3 separate regions of the Homo sapiens genome follow, and regions 2 and 3 are each linked to region 1. The links are chromatin contacts, found by Hi-C or POLR2A ChIA-PET in ENCODE. All regions are on one chromosome and are shown on one strand. Each heading gives the region's core, a stretch centred on a gene start or an enhancer-like site at or near the end of the contact. The rest is flanking DNA. Distances are from core to core; before and after follow the strand shown.

Region 1 (4,210 bases), core at 1,609-4,108:
ACCTAATTTGTAATCCAAAACAGACTCTAAATTGCTGGGGGGTAAAGCTCTTCTCTGTAAAGCCTCTAATGAAATAACTCAATGCCATAACAGATACATTGCCAAAGTAAGGAGCGGAGCAGGAAGGAAATGAACATGTATGGAGTTCTAATATGTGTCAGGTATTGTTTCAGGTGCCTTTCTTTTTTTTTTAGATGGAGTCTCGCTCTGTCGCCCAGGCTGGAGTGAAACAGTGCGAACTCAGCTGACTGCAATCTCTATCTCCCAGGTTCAAGTGGTTCTCCTGCCCCATCCTCCCAAGTAGCTGGAATTACAGGTGTGTGCCACCACGCCTGGCTAGTAGAGACAGGGTTTCACCATGTTGGCTGGGCTGGCCTTGAACTTCTGACCTCAAGTGATCCACCTGCCTCAGCCTCCCAAAGTGTTGGAATTACAGGCATGAGCCACCGCACCTGGTCTGTTTTAGGTGTTTTATATATCATTTCAATTAATCCAATAATTTCATGAAGGAGGTACTATCCACATTTTACATTTAAAGAAACTAAATTCCAAGAGGTTAAGTAACTTTTCCAGGTTATAAAATTACTTTCTGACAAAGCTATTAATTCAAAGTTAAGTATATGTGACTCGAAAGTCTCGTGTACCACATGAATTTTCAATCTATATGTTACATCAATAAAAGAATGGGTAGCATGCCCACCCATGTAAAAATCTGTTTTAATAGTAAAAACAAAACAGAAAAATAAAAAGACTTAGTAACATATTAATGTCAGTGAGTATTCCAAAAAAAAAAAAATACTGACTGGGTACAGAGGAATACGACTCACAAAAGTGAGCTCTGGAAGATAAGACTAGGAAAAAAAGGTGGGGCAGGGAGGAGAAAGAACACAGAAAGCCAAGAATGTTAGGCTATAGAATATGGATTTAGAAATCAGGAAACCATAAAAGGTGAGGTAACTAATGAAAATTATACTTTAAAAAAATTAATGTTGGGCCAGGCGCGGTGGCTCATGCCTGTAATCCCAGCACTTCAGGAGGCTGAGGCTGGCGGATCACCTGAGGTCACGCATTTGAGATCAGACTGGCCAACATGGTGAAACCCCATCTCTACTAAAAATAGAGAAATTAGCCGGGTCTGGTGGCACACGCCTGTAATCCCAGCTACTGAGGAGGCTGAGGCAAGAGAATCACTTGAACCTGGGAGGCAGAGGTTGCAGTGAGCCAAGACTGTGCCACTGCACTCCAGCCTGGGTGACAGAGCGAGACTCCTTCTCAAAAACGAACAAAAAAACAAACAAACAAAAACAAAAAAATTAACGTTGGTCTAATTTAGAATTGTTTTGATGCAGAGAAGTGAATTACAGTTAAGGAACTGTAAGGCTGAATGTGATAAAAGCTTGAACTCTAATAGTGACTGTGGAAACAGAAGATCTGGAGCAGAACAGGATGTGAAAGGTAATGGGGAGAAATCAATTAATAAATATTCACTTTATTCAACCCATTATCTGTCAACCACTCCCTTTACCTTCATTTTATCTGCACTTTATTCGTAACAGTGAAGGAAACCCCAATTAAAAACTTAATTGTTAGTGAGCAATCTCTTAAAATTTAGCTTCAAGCGTAACAAGTTTACCTTCATGGCAAAACTAGACGGCATCATATTCTTAGGCCACTCAAATTCTGTTGTATGAATTCGTATGCCAGATTCAAGTAAAAGTGTAGCTTTAAAGTCCGGTCTGTAGAAGAAAAAAGTCGAATTTTTCTTTAGGGTATATGCCAAAGCTAATTGCTAAACAGGCTTAAAATGTAGGTTAAAAAAAATCAGTAATCTCATACTTAATTGTCAAAGAGAAAATAAGCCTATAAAATGTTCTTACTTTTGAAGACGAATAAGGTATGTCTTATTATCCACATCATAAACATTGTTTACTCTCATTCCTAGCAAGCTGCAAAGATAAAGGAAACATGTAACATGTTACACTATTGTCTGAAACATAAAACTACACATAATTTAATAAAAGCTTCGAAAGAGCGGATCTCAGTCTCTAAGGATATGGAGTCAGCCGAGGAGCAGAGTCTGAAAGCCATTTGGAGATTCAGTTCAAAACTTAAGAGTAACGATTTAAAAACAGAAGTGGTCTATCAGCTCTAGGAACAACACACTATAGCTTGCGTCTTCCAAATGACCCAATTTTGGGGGAGAAATACAGTAAAATATAATCCAATTAATTTATTACAAGGGAGAAAAAAAAAAGATAAAAGAGGGCCCCGAAAATATGACAAAGCTCACAGGGCTGAATAATAGAATCCAGACTAGAATCCAGATCTCAGTCCAAATCTGCTCAATCCAGCTAAAACCGCGATGCTCTCTCTCTCTCTGGGGTGAGGGGAGGGAGGTGTTCAAGAAACCAAGCCCCCAGTCTGGAAACCTCTGAAGCAAACGACCACTCTGGCGTCTCGTGTTTTAACAAACGTTTCCTGCCCAACCCGGACAACCCAGGCCAACAATGCAAGAGCTTCGCGCTAGCGGGGCAAGCCAGAGAGCTGGGAGGACGCGGGGGATGGGGCACGAGGTGCCTGGGACCCCCAGGGGTATCCTAAGGGTCACGGGAAAGACACCACACGCCTGCCCACTCAGGCCTAGGCAGGTCCATAGACGCACTAGGAAATAAGGAAACATATCAAGCTGGTCTGTTTGCGCCATGGGACTCCGGCCTCTGCCTCCTGCACTCCCCACACGAGCCTCGTCACTTAGGGTACTGTACCTAGCATTCAGCTCCGCGAGTACGGCGCGGAGGTCAATGGTGCTAAAGCGGCTCTTCATGGCGAGGCCCGAGGGTCACTACCGCAAGTTCCTCTACTGCCCGGCCGGACTCGACGCCACTTCTCCTCCGCGCAGGCGCACTTGGCGGAGCTCTACGGCCGCGCAGAAGACCCAATATTCCTCGAGGCGAACGTATTTGTGTCGCTTTTCTGAAGATTTCGATTGTCAAGTTGCAGCTGACTCTCTTCATTGTACCAAAATTCAAATTCGAATAAAGATTCAAACTGTTCTCTTGAAACTGCATTCCTTCCTGGAACCCTTACGGACCAGTCTGGTTACCGTGCCCCATTGTGTCTTGGGCTCAAGTCAGCCTTCATAGTGACCCCTGCTGGTCGAAACAATTTTCGAGATGATTATCAGGAGTATTTCCCCACAGGGGGGCCGTAGGGCTCAGTGTAGAAGAGCAAGGACCCCTTTCTGCGCGCTTACTTTGACATAAGATTTTGAAATGTAACGAAACGGAACTGCTTCGGTCCTTCTAAGATTATCCTCAACGATCGAGGCGAACTCTCAAAACGGAGTTCCTATTTTGATGGGTCCTGCTCTCGGAAGGAGCATTCTGCAATTGATTACAGGATTCTCATCGAACCTCGGTCTTGGTACCCCTGAGACTCACCGCAGTACCTGGTGTACAATCGGTGCTCCATAAACACTTGGCAGCATGAATGTGCAAGTGTTTAGCTAGATAATGGTGAAATAAGATAAAAATAAAAACAAGAAGATTCCCAATGGGGGTGGGGTGGGAGGGGGGATTCACAGTGTAGTGAGGAAAATAGTCCTGTAAGAATGTAAATTCTGCATTTCTTTTGTCTTAGGATAGATGCATGGGAAGAAAGGCTACTTTATAAGGTGAGAACTCAAAAGAGGCAGGGTCTCACTATGTTGCCCAGGCTGGAGTGCAGTGGCTATTCACAGGCGCAATCCCACTACTGATCAGCACGGGAGTTTTGACCTGCTCCGTTTCCGACCTGGGCCGGTTCACCCCTCCTTAGGCAACCTGGTGGTCCCCCGCTCCCGGGAGGTCACCATATTGATGCCGAACTCAGTGCGGACACCCGATCGGCATAGCGCACTACAGCCCAGAACTCCTGAACTCAAGGGATCCTCCAGCCTCAGCCTCCCGAGTAGCTGGGACTACAGGCACGCGCCACCGCGCCCGGCGCTCGGCGTCGCTGCAAAAGAGCTGCTAGAGGCTTGCAGGCTACACATGGTAGCAACCAGAATTCCTACCACCAGAAGGCGACTCTAAACAGAAAGGGCGCCGCTGCTATTTCAGAACTGGTACCAGTAGATGCAAAAATGGCTATAGCACATACTGCACAGCATTACTGTCATACGGTACAGTAAACCATACAGAATGGCCCAAAATATGAAAGCATTGGGGAG
Region 2 (3,977 bases), core at 661-3,160, 710 kb after region 1:
AGTAATCCCAGCTACTTGAGAGGCTGAGGCATGAGAATCGCTTGAACCTGGGAGGTGGAGGTTGTAGTGAGCTGAGATCACGCCACTGCACTCCGGCCTGGGCAACAGAGGGAGACTGTGTCTGGAAAACAAACAAACAACAGATAATGATTTTAAAGCCTCCATTTAAAAAATCACTAATATGAAATTGATTCAGGCAAGGATCAATGGATGCTAAAATCAGTGGATGAAAAGTTATTGGCCAATAGTACAAAAAGTCACATACAGAGAGCTATTTATTTAAGCATTTTTTTGTGATTCACACAGTCTCAAAGTATTCACCTGCAGATTACTTACTAATTATAAACACAACAGGTTTTTAAAAAATTAATTTCTTTTTCAATTGGGCATAGGTGTTGAATTATATAAATTTTTTCTTTTTTGTGTGTAATCTATTGTACTCTTAAAAATGGGATTCATATGAAAGGGATTTTCAGGCTGGAATGTAAGCTGAGAATGATAGTAAAGGAATATAAGAAGAAAAGCAGACCACACTTCTCTTTTGTTCTATGAACTTGGTTTATAGGTATAAGGATGAGATAATGTCTGTCTTCCTATGTTGTTTCATTAATGTCATTTCAACTCTGTTGAGCACAGACTTCTTTAAAACCATGTTGTAAACTTGGTTACAGTGTTCACGACTCTGCAGTCACTAGAACCAGTAACTGAAATATAATGCATAAGATTTGGCAGTGGTGGGGGAGTTTGTTTTCAGATATGTTGATGTTCAAATGTCAGTAGGAAAACAACGTGAGGATAACCTTAGGCAGTTATAAACACACCTCTGGTATAATGTCCTCTCTTCTAGAGGGCAGAAGACTACAAGTATAGATTTGGGAATCATCAGCATGGAGGTCCTGTCTGAAGCCATCATAGTAAATTACATTGAGAGAGTGTAGCGTGAGGAGTTGCTTACCATGAGGAATTAGCAGAGATCATGGATCTGGTAATTAAGAGGCTGGCAGTGATCTCCTAAGAACCGATCAGTACAGAGTGTGAGTAACAACCAAATGGCAGAAGGAAACTGTAAGGGACGGCATGATGGTATCTTGAGGTTGAGGTAGTATAAAGGGACAGTGTTTCCAGGTTACTGAAAACAACTAAGTTTGTAGCAGAGAGAAAGCAGTGAAAAGGGAAAGATTGAAAGTATTTTTATTTTTTTTCTTTTCCTTTCAAAATTGTCTGCAACCTTTATGGCTGCCAGGGCCCACCCATACCCAGACTATGTAGTATGATTTCAGCTCAAATAATTGCTATTGGACTATAGGTCTGGACCTTATCTTTGCAAATCTAGTGGGAAATTTTACCCAGTGGATATTGAGTTACAGATCGTAATGAATCTACAGCTTTCATTTATCTTGATCTTCTTGATATAAATTTTGCTATTCTAATTTTAAGACAAACTACTCAGTATACATATACAAAAATGCATGATACCCTCTTTACTAACATGACCTTGCTTTTAAAATGGAAAAAAAAATGGGTGCCTCGTAGATAAATGCACATTATTTTAGCTACTTTGGCTATATAAATGTTGCCAGCTTGTTTGTACTAATGTATAACCGTGCTTGAAACAGGTATTTGAACATCCAGAATCATGCAGTATATCGGTTTGTGTATTTCTGATAACGCTGTTAAATTCTTTGAGAGTGTGTTCGAGGGGGGTGCTGTTTATTTGTTTGTGTTTTCCGTTGAAAATGTTGCGGTACGTGGTCTATCACTGTCTTCACGGTCTGGGGGTGGACTGAGGTAGGGAGGGTGTGACGCTGGTATCTGTGTGAACTCGGGCTTGTGATGCTGAGCTTGGTTCATCTGCTTTCTCCTCCCTTTTCCTCCCCACTCCTTCCCACCAGCGCCACAGCAACATCCTCAGAGTCTGAGCGAACTGCGCCCAGCGCGGGCACGGAGCCTCCCACCGCCAGCAACCTGCGGCCCCGGAGAAGGCAGCGAGCGCAGTGACAGCGCCTCACCGCCACCAGCTCCTGGACCACCATGGCCAAGAACCGCAGGGACAGAAACAGTTGGGGTGAGTAGCAAATGAGAACTTCTGCAGCCTGCACGGGGTCTTCTGGCCCTCCACTTTCTGCTTCTGTGGAGACAGGGAGGGCCAAGGGCTGCTAGGTGCCTGCGTCCACGGCTGGGAGACGGGCCGTAGCCGAGCCGCTCCCTGTTTGGGCGGAGGAACCATGGCCGAGCGGTACCCGCGTCACCGAATCGCGCTGTCGGGGTGAGGGCTGCAGCTTCGCGCAGGCCGGGCCTCCAGCTCCTTCTTCCCCACCCCCCTCCCGCCTCCTCCCAGCATTTGGACAGCACCCACCAGGCGCCTCCGGGGACTTGTGGGTTCCGCCTTAGCGATCGGTTGGGAGGAAGGCTATGGGGGTGGGCAGGGGGCTGTTGTTACTCGGCCCCAGAGGGGCGAGGGGTCGGGGATCTAGAGCAGGCCAAGCCCCAACCCCCCTCCCCGGGAGCCGCCAACTCGCTGGCTCTGCAGGGCGCGGGCTCCCGGCGGCGGGCGGCGGGCGGCGCGCTGGAACAATGAGGCGGAGCGCGCCGGGTCCCGGACGGACGGTAGCAGACCGAGCAACTGGGAGAAGGGCCACCCTCTTGGGAATTCCTGAGCACTGCAGTACTCCTCTTAATTTGGGGGTTGGGTGGGGGAATTGGGGAAGAAGGAGAGCAAAGTTGTGGTTTCCAGCCTTCTGCCCCACCCCGACGTGGTACCCCATTCAGACCAGCCCCAAGGGTGGCTTTGTTCTTTGATTTTACCTTTTGGAGACATTGGGCTCATGATTCAGCACCAGGCCGAGGGGAGGGGAAAGGAGAGGCGAGACCCAGTATGTTCACACCGCGAGTGGGTGGGCGGTGCTCACGCAGGCGGAGAAGAACGGGCGCAGCGATGCGGAAGAAATCGCGGCCCCGCCCGCCTTGCTGCTCCAGACCTAGTTCTGGACGGTTAGTGTGGGCAGGCTGGGCGTCTTTTTGTCGTAGGTTCCCGATTTCTTGCAGTCACAGTGCTAAACTCACCAGCATCTTAGGAACGAAAGCCCTCTAAGGCATTTATTTTATTATCTGAACCAGAGAATGTCTCAGGCTACTGTGGCTTGGTGGGTAAATAAATATTTTGTTCATCAGCTTGTTATTTAGAAATTGTTATTTGGAAATAACAGTTGTTATTATTTGAAAAGTTCAGAGCTGCTTGATTCTGTTCCACATCTCAGTGAGAGCTCTTCTATAACTGTTTATTTGAGCGAGAGGCACAAATGTAAATTTTAATTGGTTATTTCAGTTTACTTTAATCAAAAGACCGTGTATCTCCTTGCCTCTGATTGTTCTAATGGTCACAGGATACGGTAGACAAGGTTTACATTTGGGAGATTATCCAAGGTTTGTGGTAGGCATGGAGAGTTGGAGCGGGGAGGTCTGTCATGACTTAGCTGAGTTTAAGAGAAAGTGGTTCCATTTTCTGAGATCATGAAACTTCAGTTTTAACAGACCTACCTGACTATTGCAATAAGTTTTATTTCCTTCTTCTGAAATTTAAGTAAGCATTTGCAGTGTATCCCCTTTCCACCCGTTCTCTTGGCCTCTAGAATAGGAATTTATTGAACACACACAATTAGGGTGCGTATATTCAAGTCACTTTTGGTCTCAGTCTCCATGAATTGTTGTCTCCACCCTGTTAACAGAAGCATGTGAAAATGTATTCTGAGGATTAAAATTTTTCTCCTTTATGAAGCTTTGGATCATTATTGCGCAGAATTTCCTTTGGCTATAAACTTTTTTTTTTTTGAGATGGAGTCTTGCTCTGTCGCCTAGGCTGGAGTGCAGTGGTGCCTTCTGGGCTCACTGCAAGCTCCACCTCCCGGGTTCACGCCATTCTCCTGCCTCAACCTCCCGAGCAGCTGGGACTACAGGCGCCTGCCACCGTGCCCGGCTAA
Region 3 (4,006 bases), core at 983-3,482, 790 kb after region 1:
GGAACTAGACTTTGAAATTAGTAGAGGGTTTTTTGGCTGATGCTTCCATCAACAGGCCATACAAACACTTAACAACAGGTTGAGCATCCCTAATCCAAAAATCTGAAATTTGAAATGCTCCAAAATCCAAAACTTCGAGAGCTGACATGTTGCCACAAGCAGAAAATTCCACACCTGACCTTATGTGATGAGTCATAGTCAAAATTCAGTCAAAACTTTGTTTTATGCACAAAATTATTTAAAATATTATGTAAAATTACCTTCAGGCTATGTGTAGAAGGTATATATGAAATATAAATGAATTTCATGTTCAGATTTGGGATCTCTTCCCAAGATATCTTATTATGTACATACAAATATTCCAAAATAAAAAAAAAAATCCAAAATCTCAAACACTTCTGGTCCTAAGCATTTTGGGGTAAGGGATAATCAACCTGTGGCAGTAAAGCTACTTAAGTATGTATACTGCCAAAAGAAAAGTGGGAAAAAGAAAATTTCCCCTGATTAAAGATTTGACATTTCAGCTTTAAAAAAAATGTAAAAATGAACTTGTAAAACCATTCCCGGTTATAAATTCTTAAAAGTAATCTGGCTGTGCCCTAGAATTATTAAGTAAGCTTAAGGTAGCAGGGTTAAGGTCACCATACAAAAATTAATATTTATATATTAACAAACAACAACTGGAAACAAAAGTTATTGAGATAATATAATTTATAATAGCTCCAAAGAATTGTGCAGGACCAATATGCTAAAAACTACAAAACACTGATGAAAGAAATAAAAAACCTATCACATTAACGGATTGGAAGATTCGACATAAAGTTAAGATGTCAATTCTCCTGAAATTATCTTTATCTTTATAGGAGTCCCCCCCTTATCCATGGGGGATCCATTCCAAGACCTCCCGTAGATGCCTGAAACTGCAGATAGTACCTAACCCTGTGTATGCTGTGTATTTTCCTATACATACGTATCTATGATGAAGTTTAACTTATAAATTAGGCACAGTAAGGGATTAACAAAAATAAAATTGAACAATTATTATAATAAAAACTGGGTGAATGTAATCTCTCTCCCTCTCTCTTGAAAGATCTTGTACCATATTCATCAATTTTCAGACTGCAGTTGCAGAGGTAACTGAAACTGTGGAAAGCAAAACCATGGATAAAGCGAGACTACTGTCATTCCAATAAAAATTCCGGCCGAGCGCAGTGGCTCACGCCTGTAATCCGAGCACTTTGGGAGGCCAAGGTGAGCGGATCACCTGAGGTCCGGAGTTTGAGACCAGCCTGACCAACATGGTGAAACCCCGTCTCTATTAAAAACACAAAAATTAGCCGGGCGTGGTGGCGGACGCCTGTAATCCCAGCTACTCGGGAGGCTGAGGCAGGAGAATTGCTTGAACCCGAGAGCAGAGGTTGCAGTGAGCTGAGAACGCGCCATTACACTCCATCCTGGGCGACGAGAGTGAAACTCTGTCTCAAAAAAAAAAAAAAAAAAAAATTCCATGGAGTTTTTGTAGATACAGATAGTTATTAAACAGATTTTAAAATGTATACTGAAAGGCAAAAGAGAACTAGAGTAGCCAAAACAATTTTTTTGAAAAAGGGATAAAGTTGAAGGACTCACACTACCTGATTTTTAAGGCTTACTATAAAGCTACATTAATCAAGACAGTATGGTATTGTCAGAAGAACAGACAAATAGATAAATGGAACCAAACAGAGAATCCAGAAGAACACCCACACAGACATGGTCAACTGATTTTTTTATAAAGGTGAAAGGGCAATAGCGGGGAAAGGTTTTTCCAACAAATGATGTTGCAACAACTGGACATCCATATGCAAAAAACCTAATCACAACCTATACCTGCCACCTTACATACAAATTAACTAAAAATAGATCATATATCTAAATTTAAAACTATAACGCTTTTACAAGAAAAAAATAGAATAAATTTTCATGAGTTTAGTTTAGACAAAGAGTACTTTTTTTTACCATGATGCTGAAAGTTCAACTCATAAAGAAAAAATACTGATTAAATTGAACTCTGTCAAGATTAAAAACGCTTGTGAAGGACACTAAGAGAAAGAAAATCAAGCTGTAAACAGGGAGAAAATGTTTGCAAATCACATTATTAGCCAAAGAACTCTGACCTAGAATATACAAAGAATTCTCAAAACTCAACATTAAGAAAACAACCCTGAGCCTGCTGCAGTGACACGCACCTGTAGTTCAACCTACTCAGGAAGCTGAGTAGGAGGGTTACTTGAGCCCAAGATTTCAGGTCTGTAGCACACTATCATCATGCCTGTGAACAGCTACGGCACTCCGGTCTGTGCAACAGAGTGAAACCCCTTCTCTCAAAACAAAAACAGAAGAAGAAAACAAAACGACCCAGTTAAAAAAAAGGGGGGTAAGAATTTTTAACAGGCACTTCACCGAAGACAACATATTGATGGTAAATAGCACGTGAAAAAATGCTCAGGATCATAATTAGCCGTGAGAGAAATGCAAATTAAAACCATAATGAAATGACAATACACGTCTATGAAAATGGCCAAAAAACCAAACAAAACCTGACAATGCAAGTGCTTACATGGATACAGAACAATTGGAATGCCCATACACTGCTGGTGTGGATGCAAAATGCTACAGTCACTCTGGAGAACAGCTTAGCAATTTCTTATAAAGTTAAACATATGCTTTTCATATGCTACAGCAATCCCATTCCCAAATATTTACCCTAGAGAAATGAGAAGTCATCTTCACACAAAATCCCATTTGTGGATATTTACAATGACTGTATTCATATTTGCCCCAAAGTGGAAATGACACACATGTCCTTTAACAGAATGGATAAACAAACTGTGGTGCAACTGTACAGTGAAATCTACTCAGGAATAAAATGGAACTAATTATTGGTACATGCAAGAATCTCAAAGATGAATCTCAGAAGTATCATGCTGAGGGAAAGCAGCCAGTCTCAAGTGGCTACAAATTGTACAGTTCCATTTTTATGAGATTCTTCCAAACACAAAACTACTAGGACAGAAAACAGTGATTGCTAGGAACTGGAGGTGAGGGACAGGAGTTGACTATAAGAGGACAACCTAAGGGAATTTTAGAGGGTGTTTGAAATGTTCTGTATTCTCATTACACAGGCATTACATGAAATCTATACATATGTTAATACTCAGAACTGTGTAACTTGAAAAAAGTTAAATTTACTATACTTTTTAAAAGAATAATCTGGCTGCATAATTTTATTCTCACACAAGAATACTAATAGTTGGCCGGGTGCGGTGGCTCATGCCTGTAATCCCAGCACTTTGGGAGGCCGAGGCGGGCAGATCATGAGGTCAGGAGATCGAGACCATCCTGGCTAACACGGTGAAACCCCATCTCTACTAAAAATACAAAAATTAGCTGGGCGTGGTGGCGGGCGCCTGTAGTCCCAGCTACTTGGGAGGCTGAGACAGGAGAATGGCGTGAACCCGGGAGGCGGAGGTTGCAGTGAGCCGAGATTGCGCCACTGCACTCCAGCCTGGGCGACGGAGCAAGACTCCGTCTCAAAAAAAAAAAGAATACTAATAGCATATGTATAACAAATCACCCCGAAACTCAGTGGCTTAAAACAAGAAGTATTTATTTGGTTCACCACAGGTTGGTGATACTGGCTGAGCTCAGTAAGTTTTTTCCTTGATATTTGGTACAAGTTATCTTTACTGTCTCATTACTTGATGAAAGTTATCTCTTGTATAACTTTCAATATGAAGCCCTACTGATGATCAGACCTCCATTTCTTCTCTGACTTAAGCTGCTATTTTTTTTACCCTTAGCTCACTCTGTTCCAGCTACACTCACCTCCTGGATGCTGTTCTCAAACACGGCAGGTACTGGCTGTTTATTCTCCCTAGAAGATTCTTCCTTCAGATATTCTCTTGGCTCACTCTCACCCTCTTCAAGCCTCTTCTCAAATGTTTCAATGAAGCTTATTCTTACT

Evidence for each region. Hi-C counts contacts between places; a loop is a spot of excess contacts on that map. ChIA-PET counts read pairs that join two places held with the same protein, here RNA polymerase II (POLR2A). Pooled maps may share reads with other maps.
Region 2: a loop to region 1 is called in a pooled map, with 6 times the contacts of the local background. The contact joins the promoter of ATL1 here to the promoter of NEMF in region 1. A Hi-C loop is called at or near these places in 4 of 50 pooled maps. POLR2A ChIA-PET finds 5 or more read pairs at or near these places in 2 of 52 experiments (RWPE1 and activated T-cell).
Region 3: a loop to region 1 is called in a pooled map, with 2.2 times the contacts of the local background. The contact joins the enhancer-like site here to the promoter of NEMF in region 1. A Hi-C loop is called at or near these places in 1 of 37 single-sample maps with no recorded cell type and 1 of 50 pooled maps. POLR2A ChIA-PET finds 5 or more read pairs at or near these places in 3 of 52 experiments (BJ, GM10248 and WTC11).

What each region holds. Positions count from the first base shown.
Region 1 is chr14:49,849,930-49,854,139 of GRCh38, forward strand. NEMF (nuclear export mediator factor) reads right to left here and starts at 2,859. Exons shown (of 33, transcript NM_004713.6): 1 at 2,766-2,859; 2 at 1,878-1,946; 3 at 1,634-1,736. The coding sequence starts at 2,824. It also overlaps RN7SL3. RefSeq lists an enhancer at 2,866-3,105 and a silencer at 3,909-3,968.
Region 2 is chr14:50,558,235-50,562,211 of GRCh38, forward strand. It overlaps ATL1 (atlastin GTPase 1), which reads left to right and starts at 1,911. Exons shown (of 14, transcript NM_015915.5): 1 at 1,911-2,065. The coding sequence starts at 2,032. It also overlaps a transcript of MAP4K5 not described here. RefSeq lists an enhancer at 2,005-2,504 and a silencer at 2,246-2,605.
Region 3 is chr14:50,645,204-50,649,209 of GRCh38, forward strand. All of the region lies in intron 2 of SAV1 (salvador family WW domain containing protein 1), which reads right to left. Among named protein-coding and RNA genes, the nearest start is that of SAV1, 21 kb to the right of the region's middle. Within about 2 kb of position 2,233, at least 5 of the 41 ENCODE cell types and tissues checked have a DNase peak (open chromatin) inside an H3K27ac peak, as active enhancers do.